2 separate regions of the Mus musculus genome follow, and region 2 is linked to region 1. Evidence: chromatin loops called from intact Hi-C (ENCODE). Cell type or tissue: heart. All regions are shown on one strand. Each heading gives the region's core, and the rest is flanking DNA. Links, peaks and the distances in the headings are about the cores only.

Evidence for each region. A loop is a pair of places that touch in the nucleus more often than their neighbours do. Peaks named below come from ENCODE experiments on the same cell type or tissue, not always from the same donor. Only the 100,000 strongest peaks of a DNase experiment are listed, where the experiment ranks them.
Region 2: it touches region 1 in a loop (2.0-fold over the local background); 4 of 42 quality-filtered maps call a loop at or near these places.

Annotation. Positions count from the first base shown.
Region 1 is chr5:150,360,466-150,376,751 of GRCm38, reverse strand. Fry (FRY microtubule binding protein) reads right to left here. Exons shown (of 61, transcript NM_172887.2): 11 at 15,536-15,637; 12 at 7,180-7,283; 13 at 6,517-6,625; 14 at 4,144-4,230. Among named protein-coding and RNA genes, the nearest start is that of Gm36299, 39 kb to the left of the region's middle. In heart, for the core only: CTCF peaks have their summits at 7,790 (motif pointing right), 9,533 (motif pointing right) and 11,748 (motif pointing right); no DNase peak of the experiment used is centred there; H3K27ac peaks cover 1,991 bases.
Region 2 is chr5:150,249,323-150,265,608 of GRCm38, reverse strand. It overlaps Fry (FRY microtubule binding protein), which reads right to left and starts at 5,679. Exons shown (of 61, transcript NM_172887.2): 1 at 5,271-5,679. The coding sequence starts at 5,340. In heart, for the core only: CTCF peaks have their summits at 5,927 and 7,661 (motif pointing left); a DNase peak (open chromatin) is centred at 5,748; H3K4me3 peaks cover 2,716 bases; H3K27ac peaks cover 3,173 bases.

The DNA of each region.
Region 1 (16,286 bases), core at 5,113-13,112:
ATGTTCCATATAAAAATTTAAGACTAGCTCTTTGATTTTTAGTTTAAAAGAAGCTATAGGGACTCTGACTGATTATTAAGATGATAATTTTATTAAGATAATCTTATTAAGATGATAACATTCATGGCTCAGTGGTTAAGAGCACTCCTGCTCTTCCAGAGGACCTGAGTTCAATTCCCAGAAACCACACGGTTGCTCACAACCATCTGTAATGTGGTCTAATGCTCTCTTCTAGCATGCAGGTGTACATGAAGATAGGGCACTCATATACATTAGATAAATGCATAAATCTTTTGTAAAAGGTGATAACATTTAAGTTAGTTTGGGGACAACAAAACTCAACAATAGTAAGACCTTTGAGTACTTATCTCTACTTATTTGGGTCTTTGTCTTCTTTCAAAATTTTTTAATTTTTGCAATAAAAAAGTAGTGTGCATATTTTGTTTTATTGACAGGTATTTTGCTTTTCATCAATACCGTAAATTGTTTAATTTGATTATTCATTATTGGATTATAGAAATATATTATTTATTTCGTATCTTGTAAACTTCCTAAAGTCATGCATCAGCTCCAAATCAATTGGTCTTTTTTCTTTCCCTTCCTTTTCCTTTTCCTTTTTTAAATAGTGATATCTTTGTTTGTGCTAATGTTGTTTTCTATGTTACAGGGTCTCACGTTGCCAAGGTTGGCCTTGAACTCCCTATATAATCAAGGATAACCATGGACTCCTGATTCTCCTGCCTCGTCTCTCAAATGCTGCAGGATTATAAGTGTGTCCCACCAAGCACGGATTTTTTTTTGCAGTTTTCTACCATATTTGCTCATGGATAAAAACAGCTTTATCCTTTCATTTCCAATCTGTCAGCACACAGGGTTCTTCCTTGCCTCTAGCACTGAGTAGGACCTCCAATTCCATGTTCTTTTAGATCAGGGCAAAAGAGTGAGAAACTGACGGCCTAGAAGTTCATGTCACAGATATGTCACGTCTCATGACGATGGGCATACAGTACATATTCCAGGCCCCAATTCAGTAAGACAGTTATCAAGACACTCCCCAACTGTTGAGTTCATGCTCAACACAGTTGGTATTAGGATAACCCTTTATGTCTCCGAGCCTTGCTACACAAACTATTCCAAAAACATTATTTAAGAGCCATTATGGAGTCAGGGATGATAATGTTAGCCTATAGTTTCTTTACTTCAGAGGCTGGGACAGGTCATGCTCAGCGATACAGCAAGTTCAAGACCAGTGCGAGACCCTATGGAATCACACAATCAACAGATAAGCAAGCCCTAACAGGCCAATCTCTAAGAAACTGTACCCAATAGCAGCATTTTTCATCACTGTTAGGAAACACTAACTTCTGTTTTCTGACTGCTGAATGCCTGTGTCTGAATGGGATCTGTATAGGGAAGTGAGAAACCCAAAGTTATATCTCGAGTGAATGTGTGTGTGTGTGTGTGTGTGTGTGTGTGTGTGTGCGTACATAAGCTGGCCATCTCAAAGACCCCAGAGTCTCAGACCCATGGAGGAATGCAAAGCCTTTCCCCCTGGAGTGAGGACCAGAGGGAAATGGCAAAGACTTCCTCAGTGGGACAAGTGTGAGTACTGCCAGTGTGTACAGAATATGTCTGCTATATATAGTTTTCTCCCCATTGGACGTTTATGGCCTAAAGGCTGCTCCCCTACAGAGGCTGCTCCTACTGAGAGCTAAACCTCTCCCCTTGATCCGGCTACCTCCTTGTTTATCTGTAAGTAATAACCCTGCTTCCTTTGTCCAGCTGTATGCTATAACCCTGCCTCGCTGTTCAGCTCTGTAATAAACATGCTGAGCTTCCAGAATGTTGTGGCTTCTTCAGTTAAGAGCCCAGACCACCCAGATCCCAGATTTCTATCCTGGATTCCTCTGTGTCTGTCTTTTCTTCATTACCTCTCTGCCCCAGTCAGGCCTTTCCCCGAGCCAAGCTGGCTGTGTGTAGTCTGATGGCTTCTAACTGTCAGCTGCTAATAGGCAAATGCTTCTATTCCCCCTACAAGAGGAAGAGACATGGAAGGGAGCTGGCAAGCTGATTCAGTGGGCAAAGGTGCTTACCGCCAAACCTGGCGATTTAAGTTTGAGCTTCCTGACCCACGTGGTAGAAGGAGAGAACTGGCTTCCCAAGTTGTCTTTTGACCTCCACACTCCACTATGACGCAAGCATGTGTGCGCAGACACCCAATGAATAAATTACACTAGGTGACGTTAATAAAGATAAAGAGATGTAAAAGACCCAAATCTTTTTTTTTTTTTTTCCTACTGGATTCTCCCTTTAAACCACAATTTCGGCTGCTCTTCACAGATGGATCAGCCAACGAGCCATTGACTGGGCCAAGAGTTCATAGACAGACCCAAGGATAAACGTTAGAGGTGGTGGTGACCGCGAGCGCTCTGCTTGTTTGGGACGGGTCTTGCTAAGCAGGCCAGTCTGGGCTTAGACTCACCATCCGGCTGCCTCAGTCTCCAAAGGACTGAGATGGCAGGTGAGTGTGACTATACTCAGTATATGGAAGCAGCATCAGAGATGTTCGCTTTAGACATGTGTGCTGGCTAGTTCTATGTCAACTTAACACAAGCCGGGGGAGGGGGGGGCACTGGAGAGGAGGGAGAATCAATTAAGAAAATGCCTTCATAGGATCGGTCTGTAGGCATTTATTTAAATTAGTGATTGATGTGGGAGGGCCTAGCCTGTTGTAGGTGGGGCCACCCTGGGCTAGTGGTCCTGGGTTCTATAAGAAAGCAGGCTGAGCAAGCCATGAGGAGCCAGTATAAAGCACCCTCCATGGCCTCTGCTTCAGCTCCTGCCCCCAGGTTTCTGCGCAGTTTGATCTCCGGTTCTGACTTCCCTCAGTGATGGATTATGATGTGGAGTGTAAGCCAAATAAACCCTTTCCTCCCCAACTTGCTTTTGGTCATGACGTTCCAGCAACAGTAATCCTGACTGGGACAACAATAATTCGGAGTATTACCGAGTAACCCAGTAATTCTGAGAATTATTAAAATAGTAGATTTATGACTACTGAGAAATGAAAAAGATGTTGAGAATGTCGCCGGCAAGAGAAATCTGCCACTGTCCAGCTCAGGGCCTCCATCTGGCCCTGGATTTGACCTCCTCTTGAGCTGCTGACTGTGACAGCAACAACTCACAGAGGCCTGTGAGGTCATCAGCCACCAGACAATGCAGGGTATGGTGGGAAGGGGGAGGGGATGCAGGGATGGTTTGGGGGCAGCTAACAAGCTATGCTGGGCCTCGGTCCTTTGGACCAATTTCCTTGGAATGAAGGAGTCAGGATATTACAGATGACAGAGATACGTGTTCAGGGATATGTTCTCTGGCACAGGATATTTTTCTTCTCCTTTGCTTTACTTTCTTTATCCTCCTCCCCTTCATGCCCTTTTTAGCCTGCAATGCTTTAGTCCAGACCCACTCTTCTGTGAAGGAACCCAGGAAAGTACTCTGTCCATTTTACCAATGGAATAGCTGAGAGTCACAAGTAAATGTCACACACCTAGAAAAGGCAGTGGCACCCCACCACAAGTGGTAGACTTGGTTTCCGGGCTTTGGACCCAGCATTCTTTGAAGTCATTGCACAGAATAAGGGCTGCAGGAAGGCAGCCGGGCTGGCAGGGTTCTATTGGCTGAGGGTGGTTTCTTTTAAGTGTAAGACTGGATTACCAGTCATTTGCAGAGCCAAGGATTCCCTGTGTGTGGGGAGCTGGGATATGGTCACAGTACCAAGCGCCTGTGTCCTGTTCCCTAATCCCATTGTGTTGAAGCAACCTCGCCACTACCACATTTACTCATCTGTTTCAACACAGTCTTTGAAGTGAGAATGATTCCATTAAAAAGGAGAGAGGCCCCATAGCACACAGGTTCTGGGTCCACCTCAATCAGCTCTCCTCAAATTTTACCTCTGAAAAACTGACCCTCAAATTTGGACACGAGCAGGAACAGACAGAAAAATCTTCAGAGGTGTTCCCCTGCCCCGCCCCCATTGGAGCCCCGCCCCCATCGGAGCCCTGCCCCATTGGGGCCCGAGACTTTCAGAGCAAAGGTATGGGCTCTATGAACGTGTGCTCTGTTCCCATGGAAAGTTATTCATACCTCTGGGTTGAGACTGAAAGCTTTGGCTGGTTTTCCCACACAGAGAAAGTCAAAAATAATTTCCTTCATTGCAAAGTCCAGACGTTCCTGGAGGGGGTTGGGGGTGGGGGAGAAAAATAGAATAAAATAAAAACATGAGACGCCAAGAATAACAAAAAATGCAAATTAACACCACATGCAGCAAACAGGTGGCTTCTGGAAGGGCTACTGCCTAGTGTTATGGGTCACGGAGAGCCCCCGAAGGAAGATCAGGGCCACCAGAACTGTCCAGGGAGCCACCATGATGCAGCAACACACAGAATTGAGCACAGTAAGGCTGGAGGTACAGATACCAAGTCAACAGGACACCTGGGCGTCTGAACCAGAAACAGCCTAGGTTCTTCCAGCTTGTATGATATATGTTGATAGTGTTTTTAAACTCAGCTGAGAAATATATTCTTAATGGCTGTACTGGCTTGTTTTGTGTGTCAACTTGACACAAGCTGGAGTTATCACAGAGAAAGGAGCCTCCCTTGAGGAAATGCCTCCATGAGATCCAGCTGTAAGGCGTTTTCTCAATTAGTGATCAAGGGGGGAAAGGCCCATTGTGGGTGGTGCCATCCCTGGGCTGGTAGTCCTGGGTTCTATAAGAGAGCAGGTGAGCAAGCCAGGGGACGAAAGCCATTATGTAACATCCCTCCATGGCCTCTGCACCAGCTCCTGCTTCCTGACCTGCTTGAGTTCCAGTCCTGACTTCCTTTGGTGATGAACAGCAATGTGGAAAGTGTAAGCTGAATAAACCCTTTCCTCCCCAACTTGCGTCTTGGTCATGATGTTTGTGCAGGAATAGAAACCCTGACTAAGACGATGGTATCACTACAAAATGACTGTTTTCCTCTACCATTTAACATTGAAAAAAAATCCTCTGACTTCTTTATAAAAATCAAACTCAAGGGGGAAGAAGAATTAACACTTGAGATAGAACATTTAAGGTGGAGCCTGGTCATACACATCATTGACTGCTATTATATGACATGCTCATTTTATACACACTATTCCACAATAGGCAAACCACATATACTTTGAGGCTACATTTGAAAATTCATATGAAATTTTCCACTGGCAGAGTGAGGAGTGCACTTTCTCTAGGGATACGTATTAAAGAGTTCTCTCATTGGTCACAATAGAGAGATGCTACTTTCCAGTCTCTGCTCTGAACCACTTATCTGTATATTAATATCAACTGTACTTCAGCAGCATTTGCATGCCTATAATTTCCTTCAGCCATATACTATTCTGAGGCATAAATGGGCAAAAACTTCTACCCTTGCTTTACAGATAAATTAGAAACTGAGACAGAAGATATTTTTTAGTTTGAGGTTTGCTTTGTGACAGAGGCCCAGCAAGTGCAGGAGACCCCCAGTGCCTCCATAAGTCACAGAGGTCAAACTGAGGGTAAAAAATTTACTCACCAAGTATCTGAAAAAGAAAGAGATAAGTTCAGTATGGTGGTGCTTGCCTCTGAGCCCAGCATGTGGGAGGCAGAGATAGGTGAGTTAAAGTCAGCCTGGTGTACAGAGCTAGTTATAGGCTAGCCAGGGTTAAATAATGAGACATTGTTTCAAATCAGTAAATAAGTAAACACACACACCAGTGAATAAATGAAACAGTAGCCTTGGGGAGCAATTCAGCAGTAGAGTATACCCCTGGTATGAGCAGGGATCCTGGGCTTAGTCCACCAACCCCTTCCCCACATAAATGATCTAAGTAAAAAATCTTAAGTTTGAATAATAGATCACAGCCAAGCCAGCTTCAATATTACTGGAGTCTGTTTAAAAGTAAATTAATTCATGTGTAAACTGCTTAGAATAGTTTTGAACAAAGGAATAAAGTGGGTAAATGATAATTTCCCCATGAAATTATTTTCTCCCCATAGAGAAACATTAGAAAATTGCTATTTACTCCTCAACTGCACTAAATCATCTTTTCAAATTAGATTAAAGTTCTGCCAAATATCAGAGCCTTTGACTCCTCTTTACTTGCGGAATACAGAGCAGAGATCTGTGGAAAGTGGGAAGGGGAGACTTAAGAGCGTCACAAGAGTTTCCTCTGTTCTGTTGTGATTGGGGCTGACCCAGGCAGGCCCTTATCTGTGCTACAGAGGTTTTACGGCTGGGCTTTGTAGCCTTGGAGGAATCAGTTAAACTTCATCTCTCAGTTTACTTCCTAGAGGCCAAAGGCATTCAACATATCCACGGACTGTTGTGAAGCAAAAGAATAGGCTGTGTGGAGAAGCAATCCCTTTCTAAGAGGTCAGGATGTATGAAGGATCGTTGCGGGCTGTTTACGCGATTACTACGCCTGAGGGGGCCGCTGCAGACATACGGGCGTTACCTGGGCGATGAACTGGATAATCTTCACAAAGATATTCAGAGGCATATCCCTGGGTACCACGCCGCGGGACCCTTTGGGGAAAAGCGTGGTGGTGATGGTTATGAGTCGGCTGCAAGATAAGGGCAGGCGAAAAAGAGAAAACAAGCAAGGTTGGCTGAGATCTAGTTGTCAGGGGATGATGCAAATTTCATCTTAGTATCAGAGGACAAAGAACAAACAAACAAACAAACAAACAGAAAACAAACAAACAACCCCCCCCCAAAAAAAAACCAAACCAAACCAACTCATCCCTTTCCATTGGCACAATTACTCTTAGGAAGAGGTTCTATTTTTTCTTTTCTTTTTCTTTTTTGGAAAACCCAGGGCAGCTAGAAAAATAATAGACAGCTATTTCTTTCCTTAAAGTGCTGCATGCTGCACAGAAGCAGACCCTGTGCAGACCCTGTCCCAGAGGAGGCTGCTAAAGACCTACTGCTAAGACAGTGGTGAAGTTCTGGCTCTGAGCAGGTTTTAGCCAGGCCAGGTCGGGAAGCCATAAAAGAGAACCCCGGGCATGGTGTGGTGGCTGAGCACGCCTGACTCTAGCGCCCTGCAAGGGCACCCGGCTCACCCTGCGTGTGCCCAGCTCACCTGTCATGCTCGCTCACGCCCACCCGGCCTTACCTCTGAGTGGCCGTGTTGCTTTCACATTTGATTCGAATCATGTAAACCCACAGTAATCTGTAGAGAGATTCCAAGGCAACGCGAGCCATTTTGGGGTCTTTATTCTGTAACAGAATGCAAACTGTAAGGTTACTAGTTGAATGCACACTATGTAGGAGGGTCTTTCCTAAGCGTGGGGAGGGCCAACCGGGTTGGAGGCAGGCACATACAAGGCATATGTCACCATCTGGGTCACCTGAACCATCTGCCTCCTGGTGTTCACTGGATAAATAACCCATGGTTATGATCATGATAGTGAGACAGGGGAATGTCACAGGAAGCCCTCGCTCTGTCTTTTGCCAAAATGGAAATTCAGGAGGTGCCAGGCAACCAGTATAATGGCATAGCATTTACAGAAGAGTTGGATGGTCTTCCCATGATAGATGATGTCTTTTCATGCAGTTATTGTTCTGATTTTTCTATTCTCCATTGCATCTGAATTACTCTTGAATACTTAGTGAGACTAAGATATACTACATACTATACTAAAACCTAGACATGGAGAAAAAATATTTTAAGTTTTTTTTTTTTTTAATTTAATGTATGAGTATCTTTGAGTACACTTGTGTGCCAGAAGGGGGCCCAAGATCTCATTACAGATGGTTGTGAGCCACCACGTGGTTGCTAGGAATTGAACTCAGGACCTCTGGAAGAACAGGCAGTGCTCTTAACCACGTGAGCTATCTCTCTAGCCCTAGCTCCTGTTTCTTAAGGTAGGATAGGAGAGTATTTGTATCTTTATCTTTTCCCAGTTTGTTTCATTACTAATATTACTAGGTTATACTATACACTATCGAAATATATAATAAATACAGCAAATATTAATAAGAAAATTAACTAATACTGATATGGTAATAGTAATTATTGCATATTATTATTTATTACTATGTATCTGTATCTGCTCCTAGCTTATTTTATTTATTTATTCATTGTTCTATTTGTCCACCCAAATGTGAATACAATAGTAATTTAATTAATATAGTCATAATACATTTTAATAACTGGCACATCTACTTTCCACTGTCCATGACTTTTTAAGTACTTCCACCGTCAGACCCAGCTGTAGTACGCCCAGCTGTAGTACGCCTGTACATTTACGCAGACTCCACACCCTGGTTGACTTAGGCCATAGGACTGGACCTGGTCACATCACAGAGAAGAATGCACATCAATGGTCCCTGCAGCATCCAGCAATGGGAAATAGATAGAAAAAAATGCCATAAATAATAAATAGGATTTCTTCTCAGCCATAAAGAGGTGCAAAGCTAAGTTAACTGTAGGCAAACAGGAGCGATTGGAGATAACCAAATTGAGAGGATTAAGCCAGTCCCAGAAAGGCAATGTTACATGTTCTTGTTCATATTTGTGATCCTAAGTTTTATGTAGTCACATAAAGCTTGTGAATATTAAATAAAAGTAGAAGTGAAATTACCTGGGAGACAGAGGGGATTGATAAGGAATAAGGGGAAGGGGAAAAGTGGGTAGGAGGAATGGGGTGTGCATGGGAAGTATAACTCAAAATACAGTATATACCTATAAGAAAATTTAAAGAAAAAAAGAAATTGCACAATAGGGTTTATGGGTGTAGCTTCTGGATTAAATGCCGGCCCATAGTACTCAACGCTTAAATCTAGTACCCAGCACCAGATTTTAAAAAACAATAAGAGCAACAGATATATTAATATTTAAAGGCAAATTTTTTTTACAAAAGTTTTTCATATTCTCGAATGCTTACCCTTCTATGTAAATGTTACATGTACTTGTCTAGCTTAAAGTGGGGTGGGATCCAGTTTTTGAGAAGTGCCTGTTTATATACAATTTAAAAATTTTTTGCATGCTAATGATCTGATTTGTACAATGCTTTGATTTGTTAAATTGGGTTGTAACTAATGAAGTTACATGTATATTCTCCTTTCATTTAACCAGACTATGCAGTCTGACCCACATCAGCAACTGTCTGTCTCTGGTGTTCTTGCTTAATGATGAAAAGCAGCCTCTGAACTCAGCTGGTGTGGGTATGAATCTACCTGCCTCTAGTCTCAGTGGGTCCATCTCTCCCTTACAAAGTTCCCTTTTCAGTGTGTCTAGTGCACAGTTAAGTCACCTGAAATTCTCGCATAAACCAGTGCTCAAACTGTGAACCATGAAAGCCTATATCTTCTCAACCTGACTGCGGACTGAGATCTCCAGTTCCAGTGGCTTTTCTCAATGCCTTTTGGGTTAATTTCAACTTAAAAAAATGGTATGTGTATAAACGTTAGCCTGCATATATGTAAGGGTACCACATGGGTGCAATACCTGCAGAAACCAGAAGAGGGCATCGAATACCCAAACTGCCATTAGAGATGGTTGTGAGTTGCCCTGTGGGTGCTGGGAATTGAACTCAGGACCTTCAGAAGAGCAGTGAGTGCTCTTAACCACTGAGCCATCTCTCTAGCCCCTATCTGTTCATTCTTTAGGAACAGTATTTTCTATTGTACTAAACAAATATTCTGATTGTTCCTAAAATTTGAACAGCAACGTGGTTGGCTTAAATTTGTATTTGTTCTGCCCAGAGAGTAGGTAGTGGTATCTGACTTTGCCATTTCAGGATGCTATCAGTGATGCCTGCATCCAGCCTGTCTCCTCTCTTTTAATCTCTGTACAGTCAAATAATACCCCAAGAATACAAGAAATAAGTTACGTTTTGTATTTAAAGCCCTCCTGAGGCATATGAACTTGAGGGGCATTATGGATCTGCCCACCAGGACCACTTCTGCCCCCACCTCATGGTAAGGCACCCTTCATATCATAGCATCCTTCTGCAACTCCCTAAATTGCCCTAGCAAACTCTACGAGGAAGATCCTGCCTGGCCAGCAAGCCCCAGATACCACCCTTCTTACATATAACCCACTCTTTCCATTCCTTCCATGGGACCTGCAGATGCTCTTAACCATCCAGCCAGCTCAGTAAGGGAATTTCTTGACCTCTAAGGTTTCTTTATTTCCTTTAAAAAAAAATCTGGGCCTCACTGGGACATTATTTTATTGTTATTGTTCAAGAAAAGAGAATTTAGGCTAGAGAAGTGGCTCAGGGGTTAAGAGCACTGGCTACTCTTCCAGAGGTCCTGAGTTCAATTCCCAGTGATCACACAGTGGCTCACAAACATCTGTAATGGGATCTGATGCCCTCTTCTGGTGTGACAGCGACAGTGTGCTCACATACATGAAATAAATAAATAAATAAATAAATCTTTTTTTTTTTTTTTTTTTTTAAGAAAAAGAAAAGAGAATTTGAAATGGTTCCAACTAGACAGCTTGGAGCATAAAAAATCAGCATGCAGTAATCAGTGCAATGAACATGACTTTCTGAAAGTACCAGTAACTTTTCAAAGCCTGTCCCCTCGTTTCCAGTTAAGTGTTGTATGATTGACACAAACGTAGGCATCAATTGTATACTCTCTTCCTCTCTCTCTCTACCTCTTGCTCTCAGGATATCCAGACTCTAACCTAAGACACAACAGACAGAAATCACTGACCAGGAGTGACTGAAGGATGATACCTCAATGACAAGGAACTGAAAGTCCCCATCACTCCACAGTGATAAATATGGGTGACTACGTTAACTAAGTATAAATACCAAAGACTTCCTGCCTGTGCTCCCAAGGCAGCCTGCTCCTCCCAGCCTGTCCTGTCTCATGCTGTAGACAGACTAAGGCATCAATGTTAAATGGGTGGGTTTACTTTGAGAACATGCGACTGTGTGCACAGCTCTCTTCCTCACACAAGTCACTCTGACCCTCATCAGCTTGGCTCTGCAGAACATACCAGCGGAAGCTACCAGGGTAACATGGAGGATGCAAATGCTGGGCTCCTCACCCTGAAGCATCTGGGGGAGTAGGGGAGAAGATTATGAAGGGGGTACATGCGGTAGGGTCTGGTCCCTTCTCAAATGGAATTGTGTAACAGAAAATAAAAACCCCCGAAGCTATTTAAGGTAAAGTTTATATTCGAAGCCAAGTTTTCTTCAGGCATCTCCTCCCTATTGAATGTGTAAGATGGGGGTTAGAATGTGTTCTATGTATTAATGACATTAGGAACAGTCACATCTAATTCGTACTGGGCTCAGATTTAAACATAAACGATATGACTTTATTCTGCTTGGAATTCATCAAGCAATTTTTGAATATCCTTTTCCATTAGGGCATTGGCTTCTAGCAGTTTACCATCCATATAGATAACCTAGCATTTATTTATGAATTTAGAATCAGGGTCTTGTTATGTATCACAGGCTGGCTTAAAGATATATATAGTTCAGGCTGTGATATAGAACAAGACCCTGTTATTAAATGAAATAACAGGGTCTTTTACTTTTATTCATTTTATAAATGAAAGAAGTCAAGATGGGAAGGTGGGAAGCAAGGAGGCTGGGAAGATGGCAAGTCTCTTGCTTCAGGCTTCCTAATTCTGGGATCACAGGTGCCCATTCTCATACCTGGATTTCATTACATTTTAAAGATTCATACTTTAAGTGTGTATGTGTGAGCATGGGTGCAGGTGCCCATGCAGGCCAGAAGAGGGTGTCAGATCTCATGAGCTGCAGTTACAGGTGGTTATGGGCTACTCACTGAGTCCAATCCTTGCCCTTATCTTGGCTAACAAGTTGCTCTTCCATGTTTCCTGGGATACAAGACTTCTACAAAATTCAACCCAGAGCTCTTCACAGATGAAGTCTGTCCAGGGCTCACATTTGACACAGGGTTCTTCCCCTGTGCATCCCACTCCGTGACAGCAACAGTGGGCATGGTGCACACCCTGGAGATTGGAACTGGAGTTTGGAACGTGTTCCAGTCTGTGTAGCACTGATCCCACAGGTTCATCCTGATCTTACAGCTTCTAGTTTTAGAACCTTCTATCGTGAAATGCCTGTGTAGGGAAACATTGTCTGAGCCTACACTTGTGTCTTTCCAGGGGCAGCTTATAACCCTTTACTTGTTTTTTTTTTTTTTTTTCTGCCAAGCTTTTACAGGAGCACTAAAGAATATTCTAATTTTGAAATCATTAATTTTCAGAGTAAGCTGCCCTGCTCTGTTTCAAAAGCAACTTGGGTCAACCCCAAAATGGCTCTTTGGGCCACAGCAATAAATCATCGTACAAAATATTTTAATGTTTAACCCCAGATGTATTCAATATATCCAGAGAGCTGTGTTATAAAGCATTCTTAATCATCAAACATAAATTCTACCCTAGTTGCTTCCCGTTGCATGTGATAGAACATGGACCAAAAGCAACTTGGGGAAAGAAAAGGTTTTCGGCCTATAACTTACAGTCAGTCCATCATTTGGCCAAGGTAGGAACCTGTGGGGCCATGAAAGGCAGCCTATTTTGATTGAATGAGGCTTGCTCTGGCGACCCAGTAGAAAACTCTACAAGGGTCAGAACAGCGAGCCACGTTCCCAGAGACAGGTGCCTGACATCACAGAGCCCCCAACTCCATAATTCTGTGACTATCAGTCATGCAGACAATGTCCCAAGCTTTTGGCATTCTGGCTAGACTCCAACCCCACAGTTACCTGACTATATAGCCAGGTATGCTCCTCCCCACAGTTACCTGACAACAGCAAGATAGCCCAGTCCACTATAAAAGGGGCTGCTTGGCCCCTCCTCTCCTTCTCTCTCTCCCTTCCCCCTTCTCTCCACATGGCCATGACTGGTGGTCTCCCTCTTTCTACCTTTTCTACCTTCTCTCCTTTTCCCTGCTTTTCTACAATAAAGCTGTAAAACCATAGACTGTCTTTGCTCATCAAGGCCCACTGTGCTTGAACGATGGGATAGGCTTTCTCCTAATGAGCCACAACTAACCTCCTGCTGGAAGGCCTTCCTGTGCTCCAGCCACAGACAGGACCAAGGACTCTCAGCGCATGGGAACCACCCAGCACCCCCTCTCTCCCTGCAGCCCTGGGGATGACCGAGTGGTGTTTAGCGGTATCTGGGATGCCTGAGACTGAGAACCTAGGACTGCCCCATTGTGCACCCTCTGCTGAGCTGGGGTCCAGTGGCTTCCCCCAGCCAGACACCCACCCGGGGCTGTGTGGAATGCACGTGTCAGTCCTCCCGCATCTTCCCACCCACAGCACAGGAACTCTGGCGGGAGGCGGGTTTTCTCCCACTCCCTTTATTCCCTCACACCCATTGCCCAAGAGGAACCAGAGGCAGGGAGCAATGCAGAGTCTGCAGAGGGGTGATGCTTAACTGGTTCACTGGCTTGCTCCGCGTGCTTTCTTACATTTTTGGTTGTGAGTCTAACCTTTAGTGTCTGAGCCACTTCTCAGCCCTCAGCCTACTTTCGTATAGGACCTAGGGACATCTGCCCAGGGGTGGCACTGCCCACCATGGGCTCGCCCTGCCCAATCCGTCATTAATCAAGAAGATTCCACAGACTTGCCCATAGGCCAACCTGATGAGGTCAATTCCTTAGCTGAAGTTTGCTCTTCCTACACCACTCTCACTTATGTCCTGATGACAAAAGCTAACTATTCTGTGTTAGTTTTGAACAAAATGGCCACTTTACATCTTAAAAGATACACTGTAAATATTAGAATTTGTAACTGAATATATTGGCTGGTTTTGTGTCGAATTGACACAGCTGGAGTTATCACAGAGAAAGGAGCCTCCCTTGAGGAAATGCCACCATGAGATCCAGCTGTAAAGCATTTTCTCAATTAGTGATCAAGGGGGGGAAGGGTCCATTGTGGGTGGTGCCATCCCTGGGCTGGTAGTCCTGGGTTCTATAAGAAAGCAAGCTGAGCAAGCCAGTGGAAGCAAGCCAGTAAGTAACGTCCCTCCATGGCCTCTGCATCAGCTCCTGCTTCCTGACCTGCTTGAGTTCTAGTCCTGACTTCCTTTAGTGATGAACAATAATGTGGAAGTGTAAGCTGAATAAACCCTTTCCTCCCCAACTTGCTTTTGGTCATGATGTTTGTGCAGGAATAGAAACCCTGACTAAGACACTGAGTTTCCTCAATAGGGAAAGTGGTACAGGGAGGCCTTTAGCTGGTGCAGCCGATGCCCGGGAGTGGACACTGTGTAACCACCGCTGACCCTGAAAGGCATTTCAGTTTGCCCGTCCCTGAGAGTGTCATTTTCTACCAGCTACTATTAGATTTCGTTGCCAACTTGAAGGAAATGAATGATTGCAATCTTGGATTTCATAATCAGTTCTTAGAGCCAGGACATAGTCAGCGCTGAGATCAGGCCCATGTACACTATTATATAATTACAGTAAATAACAAAATAACATAATTAATCTTAACTACTTCTCTAAATTAAAATGTCTTGAGGGGAAAACATACATATACACAAAATGAGGCAACATGTATAAGCATATGCAAGAAATTTTAGTTATTATTATTTTTTTAATGAAAGTAGCAAATATTGGGCCAGTGATAGAAGCTGAGCCACAGCTTTGGAATTTGTGACCAATTCTCTTGATTTGCACTTATCTGCTTTATTTTGTAAAATAATTTATAAAGATTCACTTATTTTAGTTTATGCGCCTAAGTATCTTGCCTGCATGTGCATCTATGCACCACCTATGTGTTAGGCATCCACAGAGGGCATCAGATCTCCTCCACCTAGAGTTGTCACAACTGTGACAGACATTTGTGAGTCACCATGGGGATGCTGGGAATTGAACCTAGATCCTAGGAAGAGCAGCTAACACTCTCAACTACTGAGCCATCTTTCCTGGTTTCCTTTTTTTGAAAATAAAAAAGGTCTTGCTATATAGTTCAGTTTAGCCTCAACTTTGTGATCCTCAGCTTCTCCAGGGTTTGAATTACTGGCAAGCATCAACACACCAGGAGAATCTGTTCTCATGTTATAGAGGGTTCTCATCTAGCTGCCCTGTGTAGTCACTAAAATTGAAAGAATGTTCCTATTTGATTCAAAGTCAATTTCAAAGCCAATTATTATAACTATTTATTATAGCTCCTTGGTCCCAGGGGCTGTGGCTTTACGCATCTTATCCCCCAACACCTGTGCTCTCTGCCTGAAGAGCAGTAAGTGTTTAGTATACAGATCACAAGCAAGAATGGCAGGAGGCAATGCCCTCTGCCAGAGCAATCCTTCCACAGAACAGAGCTTTTGTTTCCAAAATATCTACCTCGACCAAAAGGGACAGAGGTGTCACAGGGTATCTGAGATAATTTCACATGTCCAGATCAGCTAAGTAAAATGATCATTTCATTTCCTATCACTTAGATGCACGAGACGACAATTATATACCAAGATTCATACATAGATACGGTGGTTTTAATTCGAGTTGACAAATACTGACCTTAAGGTTGGACAAGCAGTTGTTGAGGAAAACATGCCACCTGTTGAGGAACAGCTGCTTCTGACTGACACAGAGGAGACAGGTCACCAGTGGGTATAAGGCCTGAGGAGACAGGAGTGGAGGCTGCAGGGTGACTGGCAGCTCAACAGACCAGGAAACACACATTCACTGCGCCCAAAGCTTCAGCATGTCCTCTGTGGCCACGCGGCCTCAAATAAATGCAATGCACGCTGTACAAACACAAGAACTCATGGGCGCTTCCTGATGATGACTGCATAGAATCATCTAGAACTCCAGCTAGTATTATACATACAGTAAGATGTCTGTTTCAGGTCCAATGATACGGAAAGCTGATTGACTGACTAGCTTCGTTTTCACTTACAAACTCTCAAAGCAAACTTAGAAGTTTAGATTATGCTCTCAACCACCATAGAAATAAAACCACTATTATGCCAGTTTTTTTCTGTCAATTTAACACAAACTAGAGTCACTCAGGAAGAGAAAGCTAACTGAGGAACTGCCTCCATCAGACTGGTCTGTGTTTATGGGACATTGTCTTGATCATTAATTAACACAGGAGGACACAGCCCACTGTGGGCGATGCCATCCCTAGACAGATGGGTCCTGGGCTATATAAAAAAAAGCAGTTGCGCGAGCAAGCTCAGGGGAGCAAGCCAGTAAGTAGCATTCCTCCATGGTCTCCGCCTCAGTTAATGCCTCCAGAGCCTGCCTTGACTTCTCTCCATAATGG
Region 2 (16,286 bases), core at 4,559-12,558, 110 kb after region 1:
GACTGCCCTATATATAAGTCACTGAGCATGGCATTCAACACAAAACGGTTGTGTCTGTTACTCTAGGGCTGCTCAGGCATGGCCTGCCTAGATTTTAATGATGTGTGCCTTACATTCAAAACAAATAACAATAACTTGGTACAAACTAAAGGGCCTCCGCACCAGTGAGAGCATGACTGCTACAAAGTATCATTGAGGGGAAGGATTTTATGGTAAACTCGAGGGAGAGCAAGGCCTCTGTAAGTGCCCAGAGCAAGGAGAGAAAGTAGGAGATTGATTGTGGCCAGCAGTATGGAGAAAGCACAGGCAAAGGAAACCAATAAAGAGGAGCAAGTTGGGGGGTGTGGGAGTGTGGGGGAAGGGGGCAAGAGATCACACAGCTATAAGGAAGTGAGAAGCTGGGGGGAGATTAGCCTATGGGCTGGAAAGAATTAGGGTGGGGCATGGTAAGAAGAGCTGGGAAGAGCCAGGATGCCAGCATGGACTCTGTAGCAGGTACATGTGTATCTGAGAGAGCCTGGAGGCCAGCATGCACTTGGGTACACTAGCAAGCATGACAAGTAGCCATTTGTCCCAAGTTTCTTTTGGACCTGACAACTACCACCTCCACTCCGTCTCAACAACAAAGCCAGCAATGGATCCCTTGGTGCTGGAGAACAGGGATGCTGGCATAGGGTACTGTTCTCATTAGGCTTATTAACCGCTTCAGCAGAAGTGACCCTGTGGTCACTTCCGAGGGTATGCCACTGCCAAATAGTGATGAGCTACAGTGACGTGCAGCCTCTCCCCTGCCCAATAAAGCCAACAGTCCTTGATCCTCCACCGAAAGGATCAAATGTTGGTATGTAGCTTAGTGGTAGAACATATGTTCCACTTGTATGAGTCCCTGAGTTCTAACACACACACACATACACACACACACACCACAGACACCCCCAAAATGTGTCTGTACTTGAACTGTACCTATTGATAGGTTCAGGCAACTCTATTAATATTAATTTTCCACATCTTTACTCTGATTCTATAAAAGGTCTTTCTCTTGGAGCCTTTGAGGCTCACCTGCCGTATATTTACACACCAACACTAAGTACAGTTCATTGTACTACCCATGATTTCTTTGGCTCAGCAACTAATGTCATCAAGCCAGCATTTCTGTGCTGAATAGATTTTCTCTCTCCCCTGTCCCCTGCCCCTGCCTCTGTCAGTGAAAGGGTCTTACACAGATGGGGGTAACCTTGAACTCCCTATCTATCTGCCTCTACCTCTGAAGTGCTGGGATTACAATCGTGAGCCACCAAGCTCAGTGGATATCGTCCTTATCCACAGAATTAACTCACTACACCTGGGAATCCTGACTCCGGTTCTGCTGACGCACACAAGTTTCCTTAGAACACCCTTAGCCATGGTGGGGCACACACCAATCTCTACGCAAAGAGGTTATTTAGTTCTTCCAGAGCTGTTCATCGTGTGGGGAGTTCTAAGGCCCTGAAAGATTGAGTGAACATAAAGATGTCCTCAGTGGGCAGCAAAGGCTGGCTAGGTTCCAGGGGAAGGGTGCACATCGCCCTGGAAGGAGCCAGGTGATTCTGAATATGCGCTATGCAGCTCATTGGGCCAGTGTTCCCTGGGCGTCATACGGTGGTTAGCAGCACAAGGAAGCCATTTAGGCTTTTCAGACGACTAAGTTGAACCCCACACACTCACTCTCTGTCTGTGTAAACTCTCCTCCCCTGTGAGGGAGCTTGAAGCTAGCCATTCCAAACTTCATCTGGAGTGATGCTAAAGGCCAAAGCAACTTCCTGCCACAGAGACACTCCCAAGCCAACTCCACAGAGCTCCACATTTAAGGAAGGGGGGAGGGGTTGATAGTGGTTGAGATAAAAAGGGAGGGTTAAGAGGGGGGGTTAAGTTTGAAAGTAAATCCGAATTGCCATCTCTCCTTAGACTTTTCTTGCCCAGGGGTGAAGTAAGTGTTGACCATTCATAAAATAATCCACTGAGGATGCCAAGGCGCAGGGAAGAAGGCAATCTAGGCCACATTTTAAGTTTAGGTTCAGAAGGCAAAGGAGTGCCAGAACACATCTGTATTATTTTAGCATTTATCAGACATTCTCGCAGTGTGTTAGATGTTGTCCCAAGTGCTGTGCCTGAACACCCCATGCCTACGAGGCACCCGTTACTTCTGCTTGCTTTTCACGGACGAGGAAATAGAGTCATTGGTTAATCGACGGCCACCCAAGCACAGGCCCCAGAAGACTGGCGGCAAGCCCCTCTGGCTCTGTGACTCGTAGTGAGGGACTGCCAGATTATGGGGTGGAGATGGGAACAGTCAGGGATGTGGGAACAAGTCCCTGAACTGCCGAAGACAGAGAGGGAAAGAAGAGAGAAGACGGGAGTGCAGGGGGTAGGGTGGAGGGGGGGGGGCACGGAAGATATTGCCCTGAGAAAGATTAGGAGATGATATTAAGAAGACCAAAGAATATTCTCAGTAGGGCTGAGAAGACCGTGGCTGTGGCCACAGACACCAAGGACAGCAAATGGTCAGCCCAGGAAGGTCTGGATACAGTGGAAGGAACACCGGGACAGTTGTCCAAGAAAGTTAGGGAAAAAGCTACACGGTGAGTCTGTATAAGAGGAAGTGACATTTCCAGACAGCAGGCTACTGCAAGTCCTTGCTTCATTCAAACCGAACGAAGGGCAGCCTGACAGGATGGGTGTGGTGTGTGTGGTGCCACAGGGGGGAAAAAAAAGTGTCTGAAGCCACCAAGTAGAAACCAATTCATCTCACCAGGCAGAGACCAGTTTGCTTAATTAGCTTGTTAATTCTTCTGATGAGACAAAGATGTATATATATAGTGACATTTTGCCCCACAACGTGCCCTTTCTCTATCAAATGGAAACATTAACCCATGAAAGTTTATGACGTCATCTTTCCCTTTACTACTGCCCAGCAGAAGTAGTCAGCTGTAGCTGCAGAGTTTGTTTCATTGCTTTTTAATTGCCGCACTTGTGTAAATAAGCACCACCACATAATTAGGGGGCTGGTTCTCCATTCAGGTATGTGGGCGGGCACCCTCGGCTTTCCAACCTGGCAAGCTGGGCATGCGCAAGCACGCAGTGAGCTGCTTGCCCCGCGGTACATCCTTTCAGCCAAGGTTAGACTCATAGGCGAAGCCCCGAGGCTCCTGTTTTCCACTCTGTGTTTTGTACAGGCAAATTCCTCTCTCTGTTCGCTACTGGAAAGGTGTAAAACTTCAGAGATGAGAACTGTGCCAACCAGGCTGGGCGCAGGTAAGAGTTACAACAAGCTCCAAAGGGGATAGGCAGCTAGTGCGAGACTCCCTTTCCTCTTTTAAGAAAGGGGTATAAACCATCCAGACCTGCCCCACCCTCAAGAACACTTGGATAATTACCACCTTCAGTCTCTCGAAATAAAGGAATTAGGACACCTGCTCGGGGCTCTGTCGTAATTGTCTCTTCCACATACCCCACAGCCTGGCATGTAGCAGGGTACTCAGTAAATCTTTCCTGAATGAACTGGGAGGATTTGAAATTATGTCACAGATACTCTCAAAGTTGAGATGGACAATAATTTTGAGTCATTTCTTGGTGTGGGGATGCTGGGAGAAAGTAAGGAGTTTAAAGAAGGTGAAGCGGTTACCTGTCCTTGGAAGACAGACAAGAAGAGAAGATTTTAGAGAAATCCCTCTAGGTATTGTACAACATAAAGCATAATTTCCCATCCTGAGTGAGGCACGGCAAAACCGGATAGAAAGAAGCAGGCTGTGGACTCGTCAAACAAGCTTAAAATCCACATCCTGATGTCACACTTGTAAGCGGGGGATTTTGTTGTTTGGTTGTTTGTTTTTCCATTGAGATAAACTGCTCTCTGGAGTGTCCAGTCTGTCAAATTATTTTCATTAATCAGAGGGTCACCAGACAAAGGAAGATTCGTATGTGAGTCTGTGAGTATGGAGTATCCGGAAAATGAACCCAAGTTAAAAGATTTATGGCTTCAACAAAGCAGCAGCACTACTCCCAAATGGCCTCCCGCTTGTACAGAAACACTCCAGACAAGCCCCCTAGTGCACAGTGGGGCTCCCTGAGCTGGGGAAAATGGCTTCTGTGGAGATCATCCACAGATGCAACCCCCAAATATCTTTGGACAGGCGCTTCAGCTTTCTCAAAACAATCTAGCCCAAGTTCTCTTGCCTAGGTTTGTTTACATAAAAAGGATTTTTAGCTACAGGTCATTCGTGGAGGATACGTTCGGTACCCCTCAGGGTTCCAGGTAGGTTAATTAGTATATACCCAATAAAATATAGAAAATAATTTTTAGAAACAAAATTTTAATGCAAAACAGTCGAGAGCGTCTAAAAGATCTGTCAGTCATTTGGCACAAAATCAGCACAAAAGCAGATGCATCAATAAGACTCTGTTTTTAAAGTGTGCAGAAAAATGCAAGGTATCCCTGAACATCTGAAAGGCCTCATTCTGATTTCTAACCCAGACCCAGGATGGCTTAGAGGTTGCCTTTTTGAAATAGTGAATTGCTAACAATTTTTATATAGGTCCGAAATGCAACTTCAGAACCATGATATTTTTATAGCCTAAGGAACCATCTGGGTCAGACCCATACTTGTTTACATTTCAGAAGCACGCTTGTACTAGAGCAACTAAGACCTCTAGAAGCTGGAACAGATAAACAGCCTTCTGAACACCATGCACAGGTACCAGGGATAGACCAAATGGATCTGCAGACCAGTTTGTGCCTAACAAAGATGAGTCTTAGGTTTTGGACTTCCAAGTCGTTTTCCCTCTTCAGACAATTACAATAATTGTCAATAATACAATAATTGTTAATAAGACAATTACAAAGTACTCTCTACCCTGCCACACCCCTTCGGCTAAGCTGCACTTCACAAAATATTTAGATGAAGCCTGAACACAGCAAACAAACACCAGGCAGGCAATGCAGCCTGGCATGCCGAACCTGCCCTCCCCAGAGTCAGAAGGGCCGCATCTCTGGAAATTCTAAGGAAAAAAAAATCTATTAATTTTATTGCAGCCTTCAAAGTTGAGCAGGGATAGTTCAGACACTGACGTTTTTGATTTTCACAGCAGATGGAGAGAGAGAGAGAGAGAGAGAGAAACTTCCTCAGCTCACAAACATATGTGTCCAGTTGAGATATGATTGCTCCAACCTTAGCAGCATCCAGAAAACAAAACCAAAAAAAAAATTATATATATATATATTTTCTATCACTCACCGTTACTCCAGGATTTCAGTAAATATTTGATACTGATTTCAAAGAAGCCGGAATCCTGCTGGCTGGCCATGTCTGCCTCATACAAAGAAGCCCCTAGGACTAGAAGCTGCAGTTGGAGGAGCAGGTACCGGGCGTGGAGATGTGCCTGTCACAGGTTAGTGATGTAAGCGAGGGTCAGAAGCAAACGGCCACGCTCCTCATTTAAAGGACACCGGGAGAGGGATGCTCAACCTCTTCTCCTCTTCCTCCTCCTCCGGGGCCAGGGCTGGCTTCTTATTTGCTGGGTGCTGATCTCCCTTGCAAGCCTTCAGAGGCAGAGGCCTCAGCCGCTTTCATTTCAGAGCTGACATAAGCAGCAATGCCTGCCTACTGCCTGCGGCCGCCCACATGCTCAGCCACAGCCAGGTATGGTGGCAGAGTCCCCACCCGCACTGTGAGCTGCTGCTGCACCCGGGTGGACAGATGTCTGGGCCTCCTGGCTGCCCACCCTGCAGCCCCCCGCTGAGGGATGGACTGAAGCCCCGCCCCCAGCCCCTTCCTTTCTCAACCTGAGCTCCCACCCAGCTTCCACCTCCCAGCTCGCTAGGGGAGGGACTAGGAATTTGCCAGCTGCCTGAGGCTCCTCGGTGCAGAAAGGTTGGCAGGCGGCAGCCCGGGGTGTGCTCGGGCTGCGATTTCCCCTTGTGTCTGTCCCTGAAAACACTCAACTGCGGCACTCTGCGGTAAGCCAGCTGCACCCTTGCATTTGGAAGCAGCGGCGTTTGGGGAGGGGTGTGTGAGTGTGTGTGTGTGTGTGTGTGTGTGTATGTGTGTGTGTGTGTGTGTGTATGGGGGGGGGGGGGGGGATTCTGTCATCGCTGCAACCGAGAAGCCAGACGCCTGCCTGCCTGGCCTTTCCTTCCTTCTCTGGGATGTGCAGACGGGGATCCGCATTTTGTGCAATACAGGCTTTTTGAGGGGCACCCTAGCCTCAAAGCCTGAAGGGAAGGAACACATGCTTAGTCGGCTTGCCTAGCGAACGCCCGGATTCCACCATGGACCGGTTTCTTCATGTTGTCATTTCTAAGACTCACACAGACCAACACACCTTATTTCATAAGCACGAAGGAGCTAGGATGCAAAGGCATTAGGCGCCTGCCTTCTCCTTAATTCTTGGTATCATGTGTCCTGATTTCAGTCGGCTTTGTTTCTCACAACTAATAGGCTTAGTGGAGGGATTAAATAAGAGAATTGTATTTTGACAACGATGGAACCTCTGTCAGGTGAGGTTTGACCAGCCATTTCGAAAGCCACTGGGCCCTCTTTTCCTCAGCATATCTATGACTGGAAGTTTCCAATAGAATGAATTATAATGTAGTAATTATTTAACGCCGCCGCCCCCCTCCCCCCCGCCCGGGCACACAAACGTACAAATTCCGTCCTCCAGCCAACACACAAACAAGACTTCCTAGTTCCTCTCCTAATTCATTCGAGAAACGAAAGGACAGTATACTTTTTTTTTTTCTAGCAAAGAACTTTAAAAACCAATTAAATGCCACTTCTAGAAATGTCCTGGTTTACCTGTGAATGTGGATATGGATACAGTACAGGATACACTCCTATACTCAATGCTTCAGCTTCCTGAAATCCTTCATCAGACTGAGGTCTCCCTAATTCACATGCATACTTCAGTGATGAGTTCATTTTTTTTTTAATCAGCTGTACCGAGAATGTACGAGATCTATGTAAAAGATGATTGGAAGGCTTTCCTTCAAAAATATCCATTAATAACTGGGTTGGCACTCCCCCATCTTACACAGCACTGAAAGAACAAGCCACAGGGGTACTGAGAAAAATGCTACATTGGCTCTCCCAGGGCCCCAGTCTCACCTGGCACCAGCTAGCTTCACTTGCATTGAAGCCTAAGGGAAATTATTAACTTTGCTAAACCTTGGACCCTCATTTATACAGTAGGCATACTCAATGCACCCATTTATACAGTGGGCATAATCAAGGCAACATTTCCTTGCACACAGCACTCTCATATTCCATTACTTAGTGAACCAATAGTAATAGTAAGTAGTGGGGGAGAGCAGGTTGTGATAAGCAAACAAGCTACTCTATATCGCCACTATAAATATTTATGGTTCGTTTGTTTTTGAGACAGGGTCTCTCTTTGTCTCCCTGGCTGTCCTGGAAATGACTATGTAGACCGCCTGACTCTACCACCTAAGTGCTGAGGTTACAGGTGTGCACCACCACACCCAGCCTTAAATACATAAACTTTTTACATCTTAATTTGGGACTTGAGAAAGGGCTCAGCTGTTCTTGAGGAGGACCCATATACAGTACCCAGCATCCCCAAACATCAGTAATTCTGGTTCCGGGGGTTGCAGCGCCTTCTTCTGGCCTCCACAGGTACTGCATGCACAGATACACATGCGGGCAAAACACTCGTATACATAAAGTAGAAATGAATAAATCCTTTAGAAAACTCCCAACACAGGTTTTAAAATTTTTCGGTGGTGCTCTGAGCCTACTTCCTGGTCACTCCATGCATTTCAAAGGAAACGATGATAAAGACTTAAAGCTAGTTAGGAGAAAAAAAAATGGCATTTAGTTTTTCCTGTGAAGAGTGAATTGGCTGTTCTGTATCAGGCTCCACACTTTTATTTTAGTAAGTGGACATACATCCTAAATAAACAGAAGAGGCCTTCTGCTCTGCTCAAAGTCTGGCCCATCAAAGGGAACGAAACCTGCTGCAAGCTGGGACAAGACCAGCTTCTTTTGTCCAGTTTTCTTGGGGAGGGGCTCATTTAAAAAAAAATACAAAAACAAACCTGAAGGCACCTAAACTACTTTGAAGTAGAACAATAAAATCAGAATCTGTCCCTGGCTTGCTCCCTGACTTCCACTGTCATTTAAGACAACCTATAGCTATCTCAGTTCTCACGTCCCTAAAAGTCCTGAGCCGTCTCTGGAGACAGCGAACAGGCACTGGGGGCTGAACGAAAGATAAGAGGGGGAATGATGGAGAGCAGCCAGAAATGAATGGTTTCAAAGAGTAGGGTGTGTGTGTGTGTGTGTGTGTGTGTGTGACAGAAACAGAGAGACAGAGAGACAGACAGACATAAAAAAGAGTCAGAGGAGAGAGAGACAGAGGCAGAGACAGAGGAGAGAAAGATGGAGAAAGAGAGACAGAAAGAAAGGCAGAGACAGAGGCACAGGAGAAACAGAGGAGAGAGAGAAAGATGGAGATAGACAAAGACAGAGGAGGGAGAGAGAGGAGAAGAGAGAGAAAGAGAGATAGAGACAGAAAGTAGCCTGAGACAGGGGCTAGCAACTGACGAGAGCATCTATGTTTATAGAATATAAATTCCTTGCTAAAATACACATTTTAAAATCATATTTAATCCTCACTTCAAACCTGCAAGCTGGGGAGGGACTAAGAGTAGATGAGAAAAATTGAGGTTTAAAGAAATATAAGGTGAAAGTCACCTAGCTAATAAAATGTATGTCTAGCTCATTTAGTCACTCATTGTTGATAAATCGTCACCATCATCTCTACCACCACCACCACCATCATCATCATCACCATCACTTTTAATTGTAAACCAGATTGAGGGTCGACTTCCTCAGAGAATGTTCAGGGAAGAGACACCCAGAATCCCTGATAGCGGACAGCCTATTCACCACCCACTTCCCTGGCTTTTTCCTGGTTGAAGAATTGTTCCCCGGAGCTTTGCAGTACCCTGAGGAGCCTAGAGAGAGATGCCATTATTCCTCACAGTAATCTGATCCACTGTACAGGTCGTGTCTCTCCAGGGACCCCTGACCCACAGTGGAGGTCGGATGGCTGTTGAGAAAATTCCAGCCAGGTGCTGTTCTCCATGTGAAGGGTGGAAGGGCTCTTCCTACCCTGCTGTGGGATGGAGCCAGCTGAGGACTCAGTCCAGGGGCAGCACATGTATTTTATAACCAAGACACAGGTCTGGACAGGTGGGTGTGCTGGATGGCACGGAAAGAACAAATTTTCCAAGAAGGGGGTGATCAACATGACCCCAGAATCCCCACTTATGAGGTGACAGTGCAGGATGAGGCTGGTAAAGGGTGCTCAGACTGAGTCTCAGAATTGATGCCACCCTCCCCAATCCCCCGTCACAACTGTCTGCTTCTCTCATCTCCCCCCTCCTGTTCATGCCTACTGAGGGTTATCTGCTCAGTATCAGAAGCACAATTGGGGGCCACCAAGATGGCTCTGTTGGAAAAGGTGACTGCCACCAAGCCCAGTGAGTTTGATCCCTGGGACCCACGTGGTGGAAGAGAGAACCAAGTCCCACAAGCTGTCTTCTGACTTTCATATATGTGCCATAGCATACATTTGCACATGGACACACACACAGACAGACAGACAGACAGACAGACAAATAAATGTGACAAAAGCGCAGCGCGTTTACATTTTAATTCATAATTTATTTATGTTTTCCTAGCATTTTTTTGAACAATTTCTTGAGGCTAAAATGGTGGTCTTCAGAAGTAAACTAGGACACCAAAGCTAGGCCGTCTGGATGCTTGCCTACCTCCGAAGCTGTTACTCAGTGGTTTCCAAGCTTGAGATGACAGGGCTGGAGTGGAGTATGCCCCCTTTCCCTGTGGACGGGTGTAGGTGAGGACCACGAGCTGTCACCATCACTGAGTGTACACTCACATAACAAACATTAGGCAGAAGAATCCAGAAAGATAAAACCACAAAGGCTACATCAGCAAACCTGAAGCCACCGCGAGCATGCTATAGTTCCATGATGACACATGATCTAAGAGCTGTTTGGAGGGGCCAGTATCGTGGCTTGCCACTAACCCCTGTAACTTGGGATGCAACCCCAGAACCCACAGGGCCAGAGGAAAGAACCAACTTGTATAGGTTGACGCCTAACCACCAAATGTGCTATATAGTGTGTACATGTCCACAGACCAACAAATAAATGCATTAAAAAACAACAACAACAACAACAACAACAAAAACGGGGGCTGGAGAGATGGTTCAGTGGTTAAGAGCACTGACTACTCTTCCAGAGGTCCTGAGTTCAATTCCCAGCAACCACATGGTGGCTCACAACCATCTGTAATGCGATCTGACGCCCTCTTCTGGTGTGTCTGAAGACAGCTACAGTGTACTCATATAAATAAATAAATAAACAAAACAAAATAAACAAACACTGGCTTTGTTCTGAGGAAAATTAAGCACCTCCTAGACTGAGTTAAAACATTAGTGACGACGATTTCAGGTTTCATTTTGCAGAGCTGGGGAATCAAACTCAGGGCCTCAGAAGTACCAGGCACGAGGTTCCCCAACTGAGACATATGCCCAGGTCATCACTCTTCTTCACAGAGTGGGATGAAATAGAAATCTCACCAAGAGAAACCCTAAGAGTCAAGTGTTACAATAAACAATACAATTTTCTCTGACTGGGAGGACCCCTGCGAAATCATCCACCAGAACCAGGAACCTGTTCCTTAAGTCTCCACCCCTCAGACACAGAACCGCTGGGAACCCCCACCCCTCAGGCACAGAGGAACCCCCACCCCTCAGACACAGAACCGCTGGGAACCCCCACCCCTCAGGCACAGAGGAACCCCCACCCCTCAGGCACAGAGCCGCTCAGAATCCCCACCCCTCAGGCACAGAACCGCTGAGAACCCCCACCCCTCAGGCACAGAACAGCTGGGAACCTCCGCCCCTCAGACACAGAACCGCTGGGAACCCCCACCCCTCAGCCACAGAACCGCTGGGAACCCCCGCCCCTCAGACACAGAACAGCTGGGAACCTCCGCCCCTCAGACACAGAAGTGCTCAGAACCCGATTTGTGAGTGTGGAAAACACTGACCTCATTCCGCTCCACAGCGAATAATTTTCTCCCCCCAGTGGATTGAAATACATTTAACTTTTTTGAATGCAACAGAATTTCATTAAGGCAGAGTTAGTTGTTGAATGGATTCAGACACAAACAAGGAAAAATCATGTTTCCTAAAACAGCTTTCATTTAAAAGATAGCAGCTTTAAATCCCTTTTTACCCAGCTCCTCGGCAAAGGCGTTTTCGAAGGAACCAGGCACCGGGACAGATGAACTAGATATGGGTCCCGCACACAGGGAAGTCTTCCTAAGCAGAAAGCAACAAGGGACCCTTAGAAATGCCAGCAGAAAACAAGGGAGCGTGAACCACCCCATCCCCTGCTCAGCACAGGGACCAGCCCTCCAGATGCCATTGCCACCCAAGGTGACAGGGGACAGTTACTGTGCACTTAACAGCCTCAGGCCACATCATGTCACAGAAACCAAGCTGAATCAAAGATGCGGCTCCTAGCACCTTGGACTGGCCTGGGACTAGCATTAGAACACACACTGGAGTTGTGGTACCAGCTACCTCAGGCTTCTACTCTTAGAAAGGAGAAGCAGGCCTCTCCATAGACTCTGCTCAGATACTGAACTGTGAGTTTAAGAAAAGATACCAATAATCTATGAGTTAGAAAGAGGGAGTGAGGCGCCATATGCCAGAGCTGAGTCTGTGCTGTGTACACACAGCAAAGTCCTTACGCATTTCCTCGCCTATTTTCTTGTCTGTCAACAACGTGGATCGCACAGACCTGCCAGCCATTGAGCATTTAGGTAAATGACAAGTGTCCGGTACAAAATGTCCCTGTAAGCCCAGAGTCAGAGAAAGAAAAGCAAGAGGAAGGGGTGCTGCCTGCTGCAGAGGGAGGGGCCCCTGACATGTTCCCCTACCCTGCCACGCCCCCCTGCTGGCTACCAAGGTAACTTTCATGGACCAATCTACACCTGTGTATCTGCAGCTTGTTATTTATTTAAGATTTTATCTCGTTATGTATAGGTATTTATTTTACCTGCATATACGGGTGCATGTTCACTATGTATATCCAGGGTCTAAGGAGTCCCGGAGAGGTCACTGGATCCTCTGGAAGTATGGCTACAGATTGTTGTGAGCCACCATGCCAGTGCTGGAAACCGAACCTGGATCCTTGGCAAACGCAGCCATTCTTTCCAGCTCAGGTATTTGAACATGTAGTTCAGGTTGGTGGTGCTTTTTAGGATGGTTATGGAATCTTCAGATGGCACAGCCTGGCTGGAGGAAGTACGTCACTGGAGGCAGGCTTTGCGAACTTGTAGTTCCGCCCACTTCCGTTTCCTTCTGTTACCTATTGTGGTCTCAGATGTGACCAGCTTCCTGCTCCGGCCGGGTGGTCCCCACCATCATAGTCTCTAACCCTCTGGAACCATAGTGTTATTTTAAATAAGCTTTCTTTCTTAAAATGCTTCCGGTTGCCGGGCGTGGTAGCGCACGCCTTTAATCTCAGCACTTGGGAGGCAGAGGCAGGTGGATTTCTGAGTTCGAGGCCAGCCTGGTCTACAAAGTGAGTTCCAGGACAGCCAGGGTTACACAGAGAAACCCTGTCTCGAAAAAAAAACAAAAAACAAACAAACAAACAAAAACAACAACAAAAAAATGCTTCCGGCTGTGCATTTTATTATGGCAGCAGAAAAGGAAGCAATACATGCTCACATTACACACACCCAGTGATGCTTTTTTTCTGCATGTAATCACGTGTTTACAGTGACTTACCAACAACGGCTGATAAACCAGGGATTGGGAAGGCTCGCTCTGCTTCTGATTTGGTCCTGGTGCTACACGATCCTGGGCAAATCATTTCTTCAAAATCATCTACCAGTTTCTGTATTCGGGCTGACATTTGATTTTTTTCATATTTGGAGGGAGGAGCCAGAGTTAGAGGAAAACAGAGTAGTGTGTGATGAATGGCATCAACCCACCTTCTCGATGCCTTCTGGATAAGGCAAATGTTAGAGGTATCCGTGAAGGTTACACACATCGGCGGGCTTGCTGGTGGCTCGAGAAACGCAAAGCTGGGGGTCGGTGGGGGCGGGGCCCAAGAAAGATAAATCAATATTGAAGCAGGCAGGTGGCTTACTCGTCTCGTGATCAGCTTGGAGGAAGCGATAGAACTAGACACCACGAAACTCCGATTAACCCACTGTAGAGAGAAATAGCTAAAGCCGGGTTATTCTTACTGAGCTTAAGGAGACGGAAAGTGAAGCAGACAGTGTCATTCACCTGGAACCCACACTCTAAAAAGAAGAGCTATGGCCACCTCTCGAACCACTGACTCTACCTTCAGAGTCAATGACTCTACCTTCAGAGCCTCCCAGTATATAAATGAAGCTTCCTGGTACTGAACCCCACTTCCCGCCTTTTAGACCGTGGATGTTGAGCCTTAGGACAGTGGGTAATAGAAATGTTCATACATCAGCTTCCCCGCTGTAGGCAGGGTTTGGACACACTGGGGAGCATATGTTACTGACAAGCCATCTCTGGAGGCCAGAAAGTCTTAGACGCATGTTTTTAGAAAGGGTGGGACATCCCCAACCTATGTGAGCAGACAGGCAAGGCTTTGTGTGGGAGGGTGGGGCTGTCAGAAGCTGGACCAGGGAAGGTTGCTGCTCCGGAGAGAGGTTCCAACTGCCAAGCTCAGTGGCGACAGAGTCAGAGGGGGAGAGAGAGAAATGGGCTTTGCAGACAGGCAGGCTGGGTGAGGTCACCCAGAGAGGCCCAAGGAAATGCCAGGGTAGGGCCATGATTCTGTCCCTCAGAGGCATTAGCCAGAAGAAAATGCACATTCAGGGGCAGACCCTACCCCCTCAAGCCACAACTATCTACCTACACCTTTGACCTACTCTTTCTCATCCATGAAATGCTCAAAACGATCTCATTTACGTGAAGCCGGTTCATCATCTCAAAGGAGAGTTTGTGGGTGGGAAGGCTTGCACTCCCAGGGTGCTCAGTGCTCCATCAGGAAAAGAATCAGACTTGTAAGAGAGCAGGGGTCAGCAGGACTGCGGTGGTTCGCACTTTTAATCCCAGCCCTTGGGAGGCAGAGGCAGATAGATGTCTGAGTTCAAGACCAACCTGAGTGACAGAATAAGTTCCAGGATAGCCAGGACTACACAGAGAAACCCCCTGTCTCAAAAAACCAGAGAGAGAGAGAGAGAGAGAGAGAGAGAGAGAGAGAGAGAGAGAGAGAGAGAGAGAGAGACCTTCTCTTTGACACCTGGTCACAGGACTTTCAGTGTTCAGTTTAGGGACAGGCTATGAGTGCCCTGCTCTGTAAATGGCTATCCACCAACTCCAGGAATGTATTAGTGGTTTGCCTGAGATTTATCCAAATGTCATTCCCACCCCTGGATAAATACAGGATGGGCGGCGACTACAGCGGGAGAAATACTCCACCCTGCTTCAAGACCTATTTTCCACCTTCGTTTTTCTCCAATTAGCTTTTTTTTCCCCCTGCTTTGAAATTCTGTTTAGATACCAGCCTTGTCCACGAACCCTTCCCTCTGCAGAGCACTTTTTGCATACAATTTTCATTGTGGTGATTAAGACAGCCAGTAGCTAAAGACTAAGGAAAGATCAGAGATGTGGCCTCTTATTAGAATTCTCAGGAGGAAGAGCCTATGGCAAGCCTTTCTCATAATGAGGATTTTATTAATTATAAGGTGAGTTTGCAACAAACTCATCAGTCCTTCCTCCGCTGTCTTTTAATCTAGTGTTAATGGTGAGGAAATCAGCATCAAACTTAAGCGGAAATGACTGCCTTTAGTTGCCTTGAATACTATTCAAATCAGCCCTCAGCCCTGATGTGACCGGTGATACCCAACATAGCAGCAACTGCCACTCTAAAATCTGAATAATTAGCTAAGAATAAGTGGGAAATTGATTTCGATACCGTGTTTTCTTTAACCCAGTATGCTACATTACCACTCCAGTACACACTAGGTATAAAACTTATTGGCATGACATTTGATTTCTCTTAGCATTAAATATTTAAATATGCCGTGTGTTTTACAGCACTTCTAAACCACATTCCAAGGGCACGTGTACCAGTGGCTAATGGCTCCCTTCTTTGACGGACAAGTTCTGGAAGGCTCTCAAGTACTTTTGTGCTGCAAATCTGTGTGTGTGTGTGTGTGTGTGTGTGTGTGTGTATGACGTGGGTGAGGGTTAGGTGCTCTATGGATGTGTTTGTGTGGTTTCATGCATACATGTGTGTGCACATGTACAGAGGCATGAGGTTGACCTCAGGTGTCTTCCTCTATGGTTCTCCAATTTATTTTCTGAGTGAGACAGGGTATGTCATCAAACATGGAGCTCACTGTTGGCTAGCCAGTGATCTTTAGGGATCTGCTGGTCTCTGCTTCTGGAGTGTTGAGGACCCTGGAGTCAGGAACTGAGGCAGAGACCACAGAAGAACGCTGCTTACTGGTTTGCTTCCTCTGGCTTGCTCAAGTTCCTTCCTTATACAGCCAGGCCCACCTACCCAGAGATACAGTGCTCACAGGGGCTGTTCCACATCAATCAGCAATTAAAAAAATGCCCCATTGACATGCCTATAAGCCAGAGTGACCGAAGTGAGCCCCTCTCTTCCCAAGTACGTCTGGGCTCACGCCATGTTGACAAAAACTAACCAGCACAGTCACAGATCTTATAAACTTGTTTATAAGAAATAGTTGGGGCTGGAGAGATGGCTCAGCAGTTAAGAGCACTAGCTGCTCTTCCAGAGGTCCTGAGTTCAATTCCCAGCAACCACATGGTGACTCACAGCCATCTGTAATGGTACCTAATGACCTCTTCTGGTGTGTCTTAAGATAGCAACAGTGTTCCCACATACATAAAATAAATACATAATTATCTAAAAAAAAAAAAAGAAATATACAGAATAGGCGAAGTCAGAGACGGAGTGCGGACTGCTATTGCCAGGGCGACAGGGAAGGATGTAGGGGATCTGGTTTGTAGGTGTGGGAAGCCACATGTGCCGTTGCAGAGTGGCACTGACTACTGCTGGCCACCACGCATAAGTTTGGACAAACAACCAATGTGTACATATGCAATAAAGTTTTTTGCAAAGACACTGCCTGGCCCAGGCATGATAATGAGGTTCTGTAAGGTAC